2 separate regions of the Homo sapiens genome follow, and region 1 is linked to region 2. Evidence: chromatin contacts called from ENCODE Hi-C or POLR2A ChIA-PET data. All regions are on one chromosome and are shown on one strand. Each heading gives the region's core, a stretch centred on a gene start or an enhancer-like site at or near the end of the contact. The rest is flanking DNA. Distances are from core to core; before and after follow the strand shown. Region 1 has its middle 77 kb from the start of MIR3681HG. Region 2 has its middle 36 kb from the start of MIR4262.

Region 1 (6,091 bases), core at 2,626-5,125, 58 kb after region 2:
ATATATACAACATTTTCTTTATCCACTCATTGATTGATGGACATTTGGGCTGGTTCCATATTTTTGCAATTGCAAATTGACAAGAACCAATTTTTAATAGAAATAAAATTCTTCACAGAATAGATGTACCATAAATTATTTAGTGTTTTAAATTATGGCACTTACTGGCTGGGCGCAGTGGCTCACACCTGTAATCCCAGCACTCTGGGAGGCTGAGGCAGGAGGATCATGAGGTGAGGAGATCGAGACCATCCAGGCTAACATGGTGAAACCCTGTCTCTAGTAAAAATACAAAAAAAAATTAGCTGGGTGTGGTGGCGGGTGCCTGTAGTCCCAGTTACTCGGGAGGCTGAGGTAGGAGAATGGCATGAACCCAGGAGGCGGAGCCTGCAGTGAGCCGAGATTTCACCACTGCACTCCAGCCTGGGCGACAGAGCAAGACCCTGTATCAAAAAAAAAAAAAAAATTATGGCATTTACCTTCCAATTATTAAAAGTTGTGCATCAGCAAGCATATTTATGTACATAGATTCCAGAAATAGACTTACCCAGTAAGTCAATCCATGAAACTATTTTACAGACCATAAAACTGGGATGCAGGGAGTTCTGTGGCTTCTTATGAGTGTGCCTTGTGTTTTTCCTAAGCAGAAAGCCCAGCACTCTGAGTGCCACTTGTCTCTCTACTCCTTTCTTTCCTGTCAGCTCTGGAGTTCCCTAAAGCCAGTGACTTGTACTTTGTATCCTTGCTAACCAAGGCAATGTTTGGCTTATAGAAAGTGCTTAATAAATGGTAGTTAATTGAACAGTGCCTCATTTATGTCTAAAAGAGGTGTACCAATTTTTAATATTCCCTGCATTCCCACCAAATCCTAGAAGATATTGAGAAGATGAATAAAGTCAACACAAAAGGCAACCTGTTTTAGGAGGTGAGAAATATGTCATCTTGTTAGTTTGCAAGAGAAACGTATAAACTAGTCACAGGTGCCCTCTTGAATGCTTGGAGAAGATTGGAGGTCTTAACATTGGACAATTGTGAGCTGTGACCCACCCAGCTTCTGCAGGGAGCTTTCCCTGACTGCTTCAGTATTCCTGGTCCTTTTTTCTTCTGAAGTTCAAGTGTCTGCCCCAATCAGATACCATAACATTAAAACAGCCTGCCCCACTCTACTGACATGTGGCCAATGGCTGGGAAAGGTGAACCTTGGTTTGCTGCTGTAGTTTGACAGCCACACTCTCAGCTTCTTCTCTGTCCTGGATCACAGTCCATTAGATTTCCTCCCAAATCTTGACCCTGGATTTTGTCTGCTAGTTTTCTCTTTTCTCCTGATATTTGAACTCGAGATTTTCTGGATTTCAGCCTACTTGATCTGTATCACAGTGGAGAGAATCCAACAGGTCTGAATCTGAATCCTGGCTTTGCCATTTACTAATTGCTTGGTCTTTGTGAAGTGATTTAACTCTCTGGGTCTCAGTTTCATGATCTGTAAAACAGTTTCATGATTATGAGAAAATCAAATGAGCTCTTGCATGTACTATGCATTCAATGAATAGAAGATTTTGCTGTTATGATTTTATAAGGAATTTGGGTCATATTCGCCTTCTGATTTTTTTTAAATGTTGGCTACCTTGAGTAGAAACCTTCAACCTAGCCTCCACCTTTGCTTCATCTTCAAATTCAAACCCTACCTTCTTACCAGTTGCATCTACCCTGCTTCCCAGGTATGTATTAAGCCTGCTTTTGTACCACGTGGGTTTTACATTTGGTTTCTATTGTTTCACCAATGTGAGTTTAGCCTCCCTAGTAAAGACTCATACAACCGAGAGTAGGGACTGTCTTCTGCTTCTGCTCCTGCAGGAGGTGGATATTGGTCAATGAGATCCCAGGTCATAATCGTTGATTGACTGGGTTAAGAGTTCTTCTTAAAGGGAGATTAAACAATCTCCCCTCTTAATTTCATATTAATGATCTGGTTTAAATTTCTTTTCTTTTTTATTTTTTAAATCAAAATGAAGTTCAGTAACTAAGACTTCTTTCAAGGATTAAGCTCAGTCAGCCTAGAATGGGGTGTTCCTTTTCCCTTCACCAAGTCTGCATTGCTGCCCTGCTTCTTAATACTTCCTTTGTCTCTTATTACTCGACAGGGATTTGTATTTTTCATGCTGTCCCATTCAGTTTTCTTAATGACCTGTTGGGTTATTCCTGTTTTACAGACAATCTGAGGTTCAAGGTGAGTAAATAACTTGGCCAAGGTTATTCAGTAAGTAGGAGGGCAGGCATTATAAGTCCTATCTTTGTGATTCCAAAGCTTATACTTTGTCTATCAGAGGTCTTCTTTGAATCCCAACTTCATTATTTATAAAATGAAAATAAAAATGCCCTACTTATCACATCAGATAGTTGTGAAGGCCCAACAGGAGTCAGTCTGGGTGGGAGTAGTGAAGGCAACGTGTCTGAGGTCCTAGGCCTGGACAATGGTGGAGGAGAGCAGCTGAGATTAGAAGTAGCCAGACCTACACACATGCTGTTTGCAACTTGCAGTTCGCCTCTGTGTCTCGAGTAATGAGAGTGTCTACATTGGTCTTGGTAAAATGCAGGGCCACTAGGATGGAGATGGAGACTGAGTGGGAAGTGACCCCAGAACTAGAAGTAGGGATGATGCAAGAGTAAAATGATGAAAGCTGGTTGAAGATGGGCCACAGTCTGCCTAAGAGATACCCCATTCTCTAATGAGGGGTGGCTGGAGATAATAAAAGAAACCTTCTCTGTATCGAATGATAAATGCATTGTCTGTAGTTATGCTAAAAATTAGCTGCGTAGTCAATTTAACCAAGTGAAGTAGATGAACCTATGATGGCCAATTAGTGGCTGCATTAACTTGGGGCAAGTTCTTCATCCTCTTAGGACCTCAGTTTCTACAGCTGTAGAAAGGGCTTCTTGTGAGGACTAAATCGAATAATATATGTGAAATATCTCACCACGTGAGACTTATAGCACATTTTCAAAAGTAGCGCTTAATGGGGATTCTCAATGCATTGACATCCAAGTCAATAATGGAAGCCTCCCGAGGTTGTTAGGAGCAGAAGCCATTGGGATGGAGACCAATGTCTTGTTGAGATGTTGGTATTCCCAGTGTTTGGAGTCGTCTAGCTGCTCTGTTTCCAGAATGGAGCCTGAACCCAGCTTATTCTTATTTGGGGCCACAGGCAAGGGTGGGGGTGACCCACCACAGATATGCTCTGTAACTGGCAAACCACTGTTCTGGGTGAAATTCAAGGACATTTCAAGGGAAGTCTTCACTTCCAGTTTAACTGATAATCATCAAGCCTGACCAACTGTATGTTGCAGAAGGAAAGTCTATTAGCTTTTGGGCCCCTGTTTAAAATCTCTTTGTGGGTTGGCTGGCTCCTTTTTTGTTTTTGAAAATAAGCAGAAACATTTGGAGATCAAGCCACTGCTTTCTTGAAATGTGCATAGTAAAACATTTGGCGCTTCCCGGAAGGGCAGGGGTGAGCACGTTGCTGGGGCCCCCGGCTGGACTGATGTGTTTGTTCTGTCAAGGGCTGTGGCATCAGCATCCTGGTTGGGATTTTTGCCAAAATAACCCATAAAATAATTGAATCTCCTTTCCTCCCCCAGAAGGGTAAGTTGCACAGTTCCTCTCAACATGCTGTTAAGCACATTCAGGTCACATGTACGAAGGGATTTGGAAGTGGAAAGTATAAATCAACTGGGAAGGAAACAGTTCTCCTGAGTGTATGAAGTAGACGAAGCACTTCCTGGGCCTTTTGCAAAGCAAAGGAGAACAAATACAGAGGCCTCTGGGTCACGGTGGGAGATGCAGGGGAAATGAGAATACACGAAACCCTGCGTGGGCGTGCAGACTGGAGTGCACACACTGTGCAGGAAGCCATGGGACGCAGATGGAATCAGAAGTGGCCTCTCCCCAGGCTTCATGTGACCATGCTGGGGAACAAAACTGTGCCACAAGTGAGCATCAAGCATTGGCCTTGCTGGAAAACCAGCAGAGGCCTCACGACTGGGACTGCAAGGTTTCCTCTCCTGCTTCCTGCTTGGAGGTGGGTTGGGGTGGAGGGAGTGCAGAATACCTAAGGGTCAGGCAGGGACCCCAGGGCCACCTCTGTCCCCTTCCCTGGTGGGAGGGATGTTCCATGCCAAGGCCTCCTCAAGGGTGGACAGCACAGTGATTAATCCGTTTCCCAGTGCCTGGCACATGGCTGGCCTTCTGGGAGGCACATCTGCCTGGGTGGACACTGGCAGCATGCCCTCCTGGGCACTGGGGAAGGAACAAGAATCTGCTCCTTGGGATCAACAGGCCTAGCCTCTGGGACTCTAGGCTGACCGTGGCTCTCCCTCTGAAACGAGGTCTCCTCTGTGTGGAAGGGGGCAGTTCCATCTACAGCCTTTTAGGGTTGCACTGCAGACTGAATGCCTTCATGTGTCAAGCGCCTCATACAGTGCCTGGCAGATAGCACTCAAAAATTAGTTCTGTTTTTCCTTGTTCCATTTCTAGGTTTTCCAAACCCTCTGAAAATTATTCGATCATGGGAAAAATGGACATAGCGTGGGCATCCAGACTGAGTGTCTGAATTTTCATCCAGGAGTTTTTATTTCCCAGCCTTATGACTTTGAGCAAATTACCTGCCTTCCCTGAACTATCTGGGGCTTTCCCGAGAAGCATCACAGAGTGCTGGCCCTGGTCTGGACCCTGGCACCACTCTGCCTGTATTTTTTTTTTTTTTTTTTTGAAACAGTTTCGATCTTGTTGCCCAGACAGAAGTGCAATGGTGTAGTCTTGGCTCACTGCAACCTCTGCCTCCTGGATTCAAGCGATTCTCCTGGCTCAGCCTCCCAAGTAGCTGGGATTACAGGTGCCCACCACCACACCCAGCTAATTTTTGTATTTTTAGTAGAGATGAGGTTTCAGCATGTTGGCCAGGCTGGTCTCGAACTCCTGACCTCACGTGATCCACCTGCCTCAGCCTCCCAAAGTGCTGGGATTACACACACTGCCTGTATTTTAAATCTGGCTCTTCACAGATGACTTGGGCAAATAACTTAACCTCTTTCGGTCTCTTTCCTTAGCTGTAACGTGAAGATAATAATGGTTCCTGCCTTCATCGGTTGTTATGGGGAATTAGAAGAGATTAATACTTGTAAAGTGCTTGAGAGTGCTATAAAAGTCTTAACTTATTATTTCTTCATCTGTAATATAAAATGAGAATAACGCTTCCAGCCTTGGTCATTTGATAGATGTAAGTGACGGAATAAAAAGTCGGAAACACCTCTGAAGTCTATAGAGCACTCTACACACATGAGTCACTGTTTTATCATCCTCAGAGGCTTCCTAGAGCCACTTCTGTCGTCACCTGCTTCTCCAGTCACAACGGTAACTCCCTGTTTTGTGTCCCTCTGAATTTCTATTACAGCATCTGCAAATCTTATTGGCCTTTATGTTTACATGTCTGAGTTGGTGTTGTGGGACTTTTCCTTAGTTCAGCTAAAGACGGGGTCCTTGTCACATGGCCATGAAAGATTAGGCTCGCAGACAATTCAAAGGGTGAGTAAGGCAGGGTTTTATTGGATGAAAAGGAAGAAAAGGGGTTTTAGCAAAGCGAGAGAGTGTACTTCCTGCCTGTGTGCTTCCCGCCTTGCAGATTTAATCACATGTACCACCCAGGAAGAGGAGGAGCCAGGATCCTCCCTGCTGCAAATGGTGCAAACTTCTGTGGCTCCATCCCAGTGCACAGGCCGGGTGGAGTTTCCTTGGAGACCCCTTCTCACCTGGCTGTCTCCCTGGGGAAACACTCCTTGTGCTGAAAGAATGCATCTAATTTGGCCCTGTATTCCCAGTGCCTAGCCAGGACTGTGCAATAAATATTTGTGGAATGAGTGCAGAACTTCAGAGGAACCCAAGGTAGACCAGGAAGCCCTTGCCCACAGCTCTGGACCTTTCTGACTTATTGCTGCTTCTCTCTCTTCTAGTAAGCAAAGAAAAGCCTGACTACATTTCTAGCACCTTCATCTGGATATGTAATATTAACACAATAATAAATTTGAAAATACCTAGTCA
Region 2 (6,261 bases), core at 1,511-4,010:
TGAAGCTAAGAGGGAATATGATTACAGTGGAAAAGGCAAGGATTCAGAGCTGCTTGGAACTGGGTTCAAATTGCTTCTCTGCTACTTGCTGTGTGGCTTTTGACAAGTCATTGAATCTCCCTGAGTTTCTACTTCCTAATCATTAGGAGAGACCCCAGTCCTGCTGTCCCTTTCCTGGAAAACTGGTATGTCTGGAATGAGGCAACGCAGGCCAAGTTGTTGACACACACGAGGCTCTGAGTGAATGGCAGATAGCATTTTTATCTAGAAAAAGAAAAGCAACCTAAGTAAGAAAGTGATGGAATTAGGGATTGTGGCAATTTGTGAAAATTTCAGGAATAATGTTTTGGAATGTCAGGGATCTGTTACTGAGATTTTCCAGAAACATGAAGTGATGGGTTAGCAATGAGGGAAAAACACAAGCACCGCACACCTTGCAGAAGCATTGATTTTGATATTAAAACTCACAGTAACACACAATGGAGTAGGCTGCAGATCCACATGAACTATAGGGTAAAACAAGGCTTTGTGAAATTGCTCACCAGTGGAAGGTCTCTTTGGCACTTAAATTGCCGGGTGCTCTGAATTCTCCTTTTACTGTTAGGGCTGCTTTTGGGGAGATGTTTGAGAAGCTGTGGATAATGTGAGGTGCTTCCCCAAAGGGGAGAGGGAACCTGCTGGGCAGCCACACTGACATTGCTCAGAAGGGGATGGTTTCCTCCTGAGGTGGGATTTCCCCTCTCCAGCTCGGCTGTGGCACAGCGTCTCTACAAACTCCTGGTAGTTCTCATGGGTGCTGTTCTCAGAGTATTTCTTGTTCTTCCAGGCACTCGGTAAAATTGCAACTTCCTACTCCCTTGAAATTAGGTACATGTGACCTGTCATGGACTGTAGCGTGTGGACAGAAGCCTCAAAAACTAGTGTTTGATGGGCCATTTTGCTTTCTGTAATCTCAGCCATTGCAGAGACAAGGATTAGAGCCTCCCTCAGCCTGGGTCCCTGAAGAAGGAGGCTCTGTCGGTTATGATGACGTGTAGCACAAGTGAGCAATAAACCTTTCTTGTCTGAAGTCTTGGGCATTTGGGATTGTTTCTCATTATATCAGCAAAACCCACCTTATTCTGACTGATAGACTTGAGAGCAGTTACCAAAAAATCAATGGCTTTATTTTGTCCACCTGGCCTACACAGTAGTGATTCACAGCTGACACTCAGATCGGCTTTACATTTCTTTTTTTTTGAGATGGAATTTTGCTCTTGCTGACCGGACTGGAGTACAATGGCACAATCTTGGCTCACTGCAACCTCCGTCTCCCAGGTTTGAGTGATTCTCCTGCCTTAGCCTCCTAAGTAGCTGGGATTACAGGCACCTGCCGCCACCAGACCTGGCTAATTTTTGTATTTTTAGTAGAGACTTGGGGTAGGGGGGGATTTCACCATGTTGGCCAGGTTGGTCTCAAACTCCTGACCTCAGGTGATCCTCCTGCCTCGACCTCCAAAATTGCTGGGATTACAGGCATAAGCCACTGTGCCCGGCCTCAGATCTGTTTTACTTTAGAGACTTATGAGCATGTCATGTGCCTGGCCAAGAAGATCCAGGTATGAGGGTGGCTGGGCTGTAACACTCCCTCCATACCTGCTCCAGGATACCAGGCTCCAGCCCTGATGCAGCTGATCAGGCTGAAGAGGAGAAAGAAAGGCAAGGACAAGCGTTGGCCCAGGACCTGCCATGTGGCAAGGGATCTGCTCCATGCTTTCTCTACATTACTTCTAATGATCACAGCAATCTATGAGGTGATTATTGTTCTCACTCCTCTTTTATAGATGGGAAAATGGTTTCTTGGAGAAGTTAAGTAACTTATTTGGAGCCACATACCTGGCAAGGGTATGTGAGTAGAGATGCAAACTTAGGCTGAGAAAATGATCTTTGAAGGAGGGAAACTGTTTCGTTCCCACCTGTAAGTTCTGTTTTTTGGCAGTGCTGAATCTCATCAAATTAGATCCAGAGAGGCCAGTTATGGTGGCTCATGACTGAATCCCAGCACTTTAGAGGCCAAGGTGGGAGGTCAGGAGTTTGAGACCAGCCTAGGTAACATAGCAAGACCCCCGTCTCTACAAAAAATAATTAGCTGGGTATGGTTGTGTGTACCTGTAGTTCTAGCTACTCAGGAGGCTGAGGAGGGAGGATCGCTTGAGCCCAGGAGGTCAAGGCTGCAGTGAGCTGTGATAGTGCCACTGCACTCCAGCCTGGATGACAGACCCTGTCACAAAAACAAACAAACAAAAAACCAAAAAACCCAGGAAGCATTTTCTGACCGCTGAGGCTGAAAGGAGCCTTGTCCTCCACTCTCCATCCTCATTTTTGCTTACTGTGTGTTTTCCTTCATAGCTCTTTGTCGTTTAGTGCTTGTTTCTTCCACTATTGTAGAAGGACCACATTGTCTTATTAACCCTTGGGTTCCCAGGACCTGTCCAAGGCTGGCATGCAGGAGACATTTAGTAAAGAATGATAAATAATGATTGCTTATATCAATAAAGCCTCCTTATGTTGATAGAGGAACCCCTGAAACAGTTTAGTGCAGAAGTCCAAAACACAAACTAGAGACAGACAGCCTGGGTTTGCATCTCAACTTTGCTACTTCCTAGCTCTGTGGCTTTCAGGAAGTTACTTAACCCCTCTGTGCCTCATTTTTCCCATCTGTCAAATGAAGATAACACTAGTAACTTTCCTCTTGATTGTTGTGAGAATTGAACAGGGTGTAAAGAACCTGGAAAGCACCTGGAACAGTGCCAGCCCATAGTAAGTACGCAGCGAGAATGAGCTATTTGTATTGTGTAAACATGGTGGACAGTGTCTGTTATGTATCCAAAATGATTGTTGTTGGAGACTAAGAGAAAATGGATGCAGCTACAGTACTGAGGAGGCTGCAGTGTCTGACCAAATACAAAATAGTTTGGTACAGGAGCTGATCAAAGAACACGCATTGAGACAGACCTGGAGTTTGACATCAGCTTTGACTTACTAACCTGGTGACCTTGGGCAAACCTCTCTCCTACGCTCAGCTGCATTAGCAAACACATGGACCAACACCACTAGAAGTGAGTGAAAATAAGGCAAATAACCATAAAAATGGGAGTAATATCCCTGCATGGCAGATTTGGTATGTGGATGAGATGAGATTTGGTCTGTGAAACCTCCTGCACAGAGCAAAAATGATTTCTGAACAAATGTACAAATGAAAGTGGATTTTGCTACATGAATGCAGAGAAGAGATAGGTGGTGCCCATTCAGCTTAGGACTTAAAAAGCCCATGCTGGGTAGGAGAGGTTATGTGAGGGATGAGGATTTCTTAGTGATTGGGTGAAATTCTGGCATTGAGAGTCACATGTTGATAATTTTTCCAGGGACACAGAGAGGGTTCGTTTTGCTGTCCCACACGGCATGCCTGTGCGTGAACAGCTCTCTGCTAATGCACTGTCACGTGGATCTATCGCAACACCAAGCCTTCCACTTACCACTGACAATGCAGGAACAAAGACATCAAAACCACTGCTCTTAAAAAACTTCCTAATGACTACAACATTTTGGCTTACTGAACATAACTGAATTAATTCATAGTTTTCCCAGAACAGGAACTGAATTCATCAATTTACGACTTTGTCAGCTTGTTTTGGAGATAGGTCAATCAGTTACATTCATTCTGGGAGAAAATAGCGGTGAGCCAATTTTTTATACCTCACCTGAGCAGCTAAACATTGGGTGGTCTTTGTCTGCAGTTGAACAGTTTAATCCGTTCCTTGTATACAAGAAACTGTGAGCTGAAACATTACATCAAACTGCTAGTCTGCACCCTGCACCATGAAATATCAGCTTTATTAGTTCCATTCTTGACGACATTGTGCAATAATGAAAAGCATATTGTGCAACCACGTATGGGAGATTTCAATGCACACATTTCCAAATGGTCTTCTTGGTTTTCTAAGTGTAAACTACTTAGCGGCCATGGAGTTAACTGAAATATTATTCAGTCAAAACAACATTGCTATTATTCACTTAATACAAAGCCCACAAGAGATGCCTCTGGTATATAAAATATACTATGAGTAATTATGTAACTGCTAACCTTCTTTGAATCATTTCCATTGCCATTCAGGAAATGGAAGCATCAGCTACCCTAGATTTTAATTAACTTTGACCATAGCTCTTGGTAAGTGGGAGGAGAAAACATTATTTGGTAAACTATAAGGCAAAAGCATAAAAGTTAACAAAGTTTGTAGTTAGTTCTTAGATGCTCTCTCATTTGTAATGTGTGACTCCATTTGAGAGAGACCGTGGGGAAATTATGAATCAAATTTCAGGAGCAAATGTGATGCTTCTTGAGGTGATAAAGAACGTGGTCTTCTGAAGTTGTTTGGATTAGAAAATATTTCCTTTCCTTGTCAAGGTCATTCTGTTGTCACAATAAACAGGACAGGTTTCTTAAAAAATCTCAAGTGACTACAAAATTCGGCCTAATCGGAAATTTAACTCTGGTGCCATACTTAGTAAGCATTTTCTATGATCTCTCAGGCAAGCTGAATGCAGATATTTAATATGGGAGGAGATTGAGATTGGAGGAAATCTCAATTGTTTAACAACAACAACAAACCTTTTTAATCTCCTTTTTTATAAGATGTTGGGATATCAAGTTAGAAGCAACTTTATAAGTCATTTAAACCAATCTAACATTGGATTTCCTCTAGAGCATTCCTAACTCGGTCATCTTCTAACCTTGACTTGAAATTCAATGGTGGGGAGCCAGTACTCTTTATGCAACCTTATTCTTTCCTAGTTCAACTCTCTTTGACTGTTACTCTTTCTCTTTCCCTCCATCCCTGTCCCTCTGTCCCCGTCCCTACGACCCCATACCCCCCTCCCCCCACCGTCCGCTCCCCTCTCTCCCCCCACCGTCCGCTCCCCTCCTCCCCACTCCGGTGTCCTGCCCCGCCTCCAGCACCCTGCCCCCCTGTCCCCTCGCCCCCCCATCCCCTCACCTCCGCCCCCACCCTTCCCCTCCGCCCCCACCCTTCCCCTCCGCCCCCACCCTTCCCCTCCGCCCCCTCCGCCCCTGCCCTTCCCCTCCGCCCCCTGTGCCCCTACTCTTCCCCACCTCTTCCCTTCCTTCCCCTCCTCTTCCCTCCCCTCCACCCTGATTCTTTCCCTCCTCCTCTCCCACTCTCCCTGTGGGTCTCATGCCCATATCTGGTTCTCCCACATGATGGCTGTGTCTGATAACTTCTGTTTGCCTCTCCAGGGTTTCTTTTCATCCTTCTTCACTCCCCTCTGTCTTGGGAATCTGACGCATATGGAATTCTTTGTCCTTGGGGTCCTATATACTCTGAGTTTCAGCTAGACCTGGCCAAAGATGTGTCTTTGCAGGAGACTGAAAGGAGGGAGGAGAAGTATTCCAGTTGCATGTATTCCCTGGGGTCCCGTGGTGGGTTGCATTGTCTCTGATTGGCTTTGTCCCTGACTGTCACTGTTTCTTCAAGGACAGTTTCTCTCTCCATGACTTTCTTCTGGTTTTGATGACAACTTCCTGTGTGTCCTGCTGTGGCTGGCCATGGTACAGCTTCTCTGCTGCTGGCTCCAGGTTACTGCCTCGTCCTTAGGCTCTCTCACACCTGTAGCATTGTAAATAGTCCCTTTGCTGACAAGCCTTCTTCTAATTAACCCAGTTTGATAAAGCCATATGTTTCCAGCTGGGATGCTGGCTGATACAATAGCCCTTTAGATAATTCTGCAACAGCACTCAACTCTCCTTCTCAACGCAAATGATCCAAGACCCTGCACTTTTCCTTAAGGTACCTACCTGGCTTTAAATACTCTCTCCATCCTCTGAAATGTTTCAGGCAGACAGTTTTCCTCGTGAAGTATGGTATCCAGAACTGAAAGCAGTGGTCCTGAGGTGTGACAAAGTTAGACAAAGCCAGACTCTAGGTAAAGTGGTAGGGGCAGATTTTCATCAGTAATGGACCATTGCGACAGGGGGAAGAGTCCAGCATGAAGTGAACTCACCTATGATTTGTACAGAGGTGACGGGGCATGACGAAACGGGAGGGAGGTGACAGTGGTGTGGAGGTGGTGAGTAGGGCTCGGGAGAGTCAGAAGTGAAAATTACAAAAGGTAGGCAGGGTGGTGAGCCCATGTGAAACCCATCGGGGTCTAGGCTTCTGTTCTCGCCGGGGCTGGGAGGCAGGGACCTATCTTTAGGTGTTAACT

Evidence for each region. Hi-C counts contacts between places; a loop is a spot of excess contacts on that map. ChIA-PET counts read pairs that join two places held with the same protein, here RNA polymerase II (POLR2A). Pooled maps may share reads with other maps.
Region 1: a map of breast epithelium shows a loop between it and region 2 (16-fold over the local background). The contact joins two enhancer-like sites. A Hi-C loop is called at or near these places in 2 of 168 maps with a recorded cell type or tissue (K562 and breast epithelium), 6 of 37 single-sample maps with no recorded cell type and 2 of 50 pooled maps. POLR2A ChIA-PET finds 5 or more read pairs at or near these places in 3 of 52 experiments (A549, HEK293 and MCF 10A).

What each region holds. Positions count from the first base shown.
Region 1 is chr2:11,926,761-11,932,851 of GRCh38, forward strand. No RefSeq gene overlaps it. Among named protein-coding and RNA genes, the nearest start is that of MIR3681HG, 77 kb to the right of the region's middle. Within about 2 kb of position 3,876, at least 5 of the 41 ENCODE cell types and tissues checked have a DNase peak (open chromatin) inside an H3K27ac peak, as active enhancers do.
Region 2 is chr2:11,870,076-11,876,336 of GRCh38, forward strand. No RefSeq gene overlaps it. Among named protein-coding and RNA genes, the nearest start is that of MIR4262, 36 kb to the left of the region's middle. RefSeq lists an enhancer at 780-849. Within about 2 kb of position 2,761, at least 3 of the 41 ENCODE cell types and tissues checked have a DNase peak (open chromatin) inside an H3K27ac peak, as active enhancers do.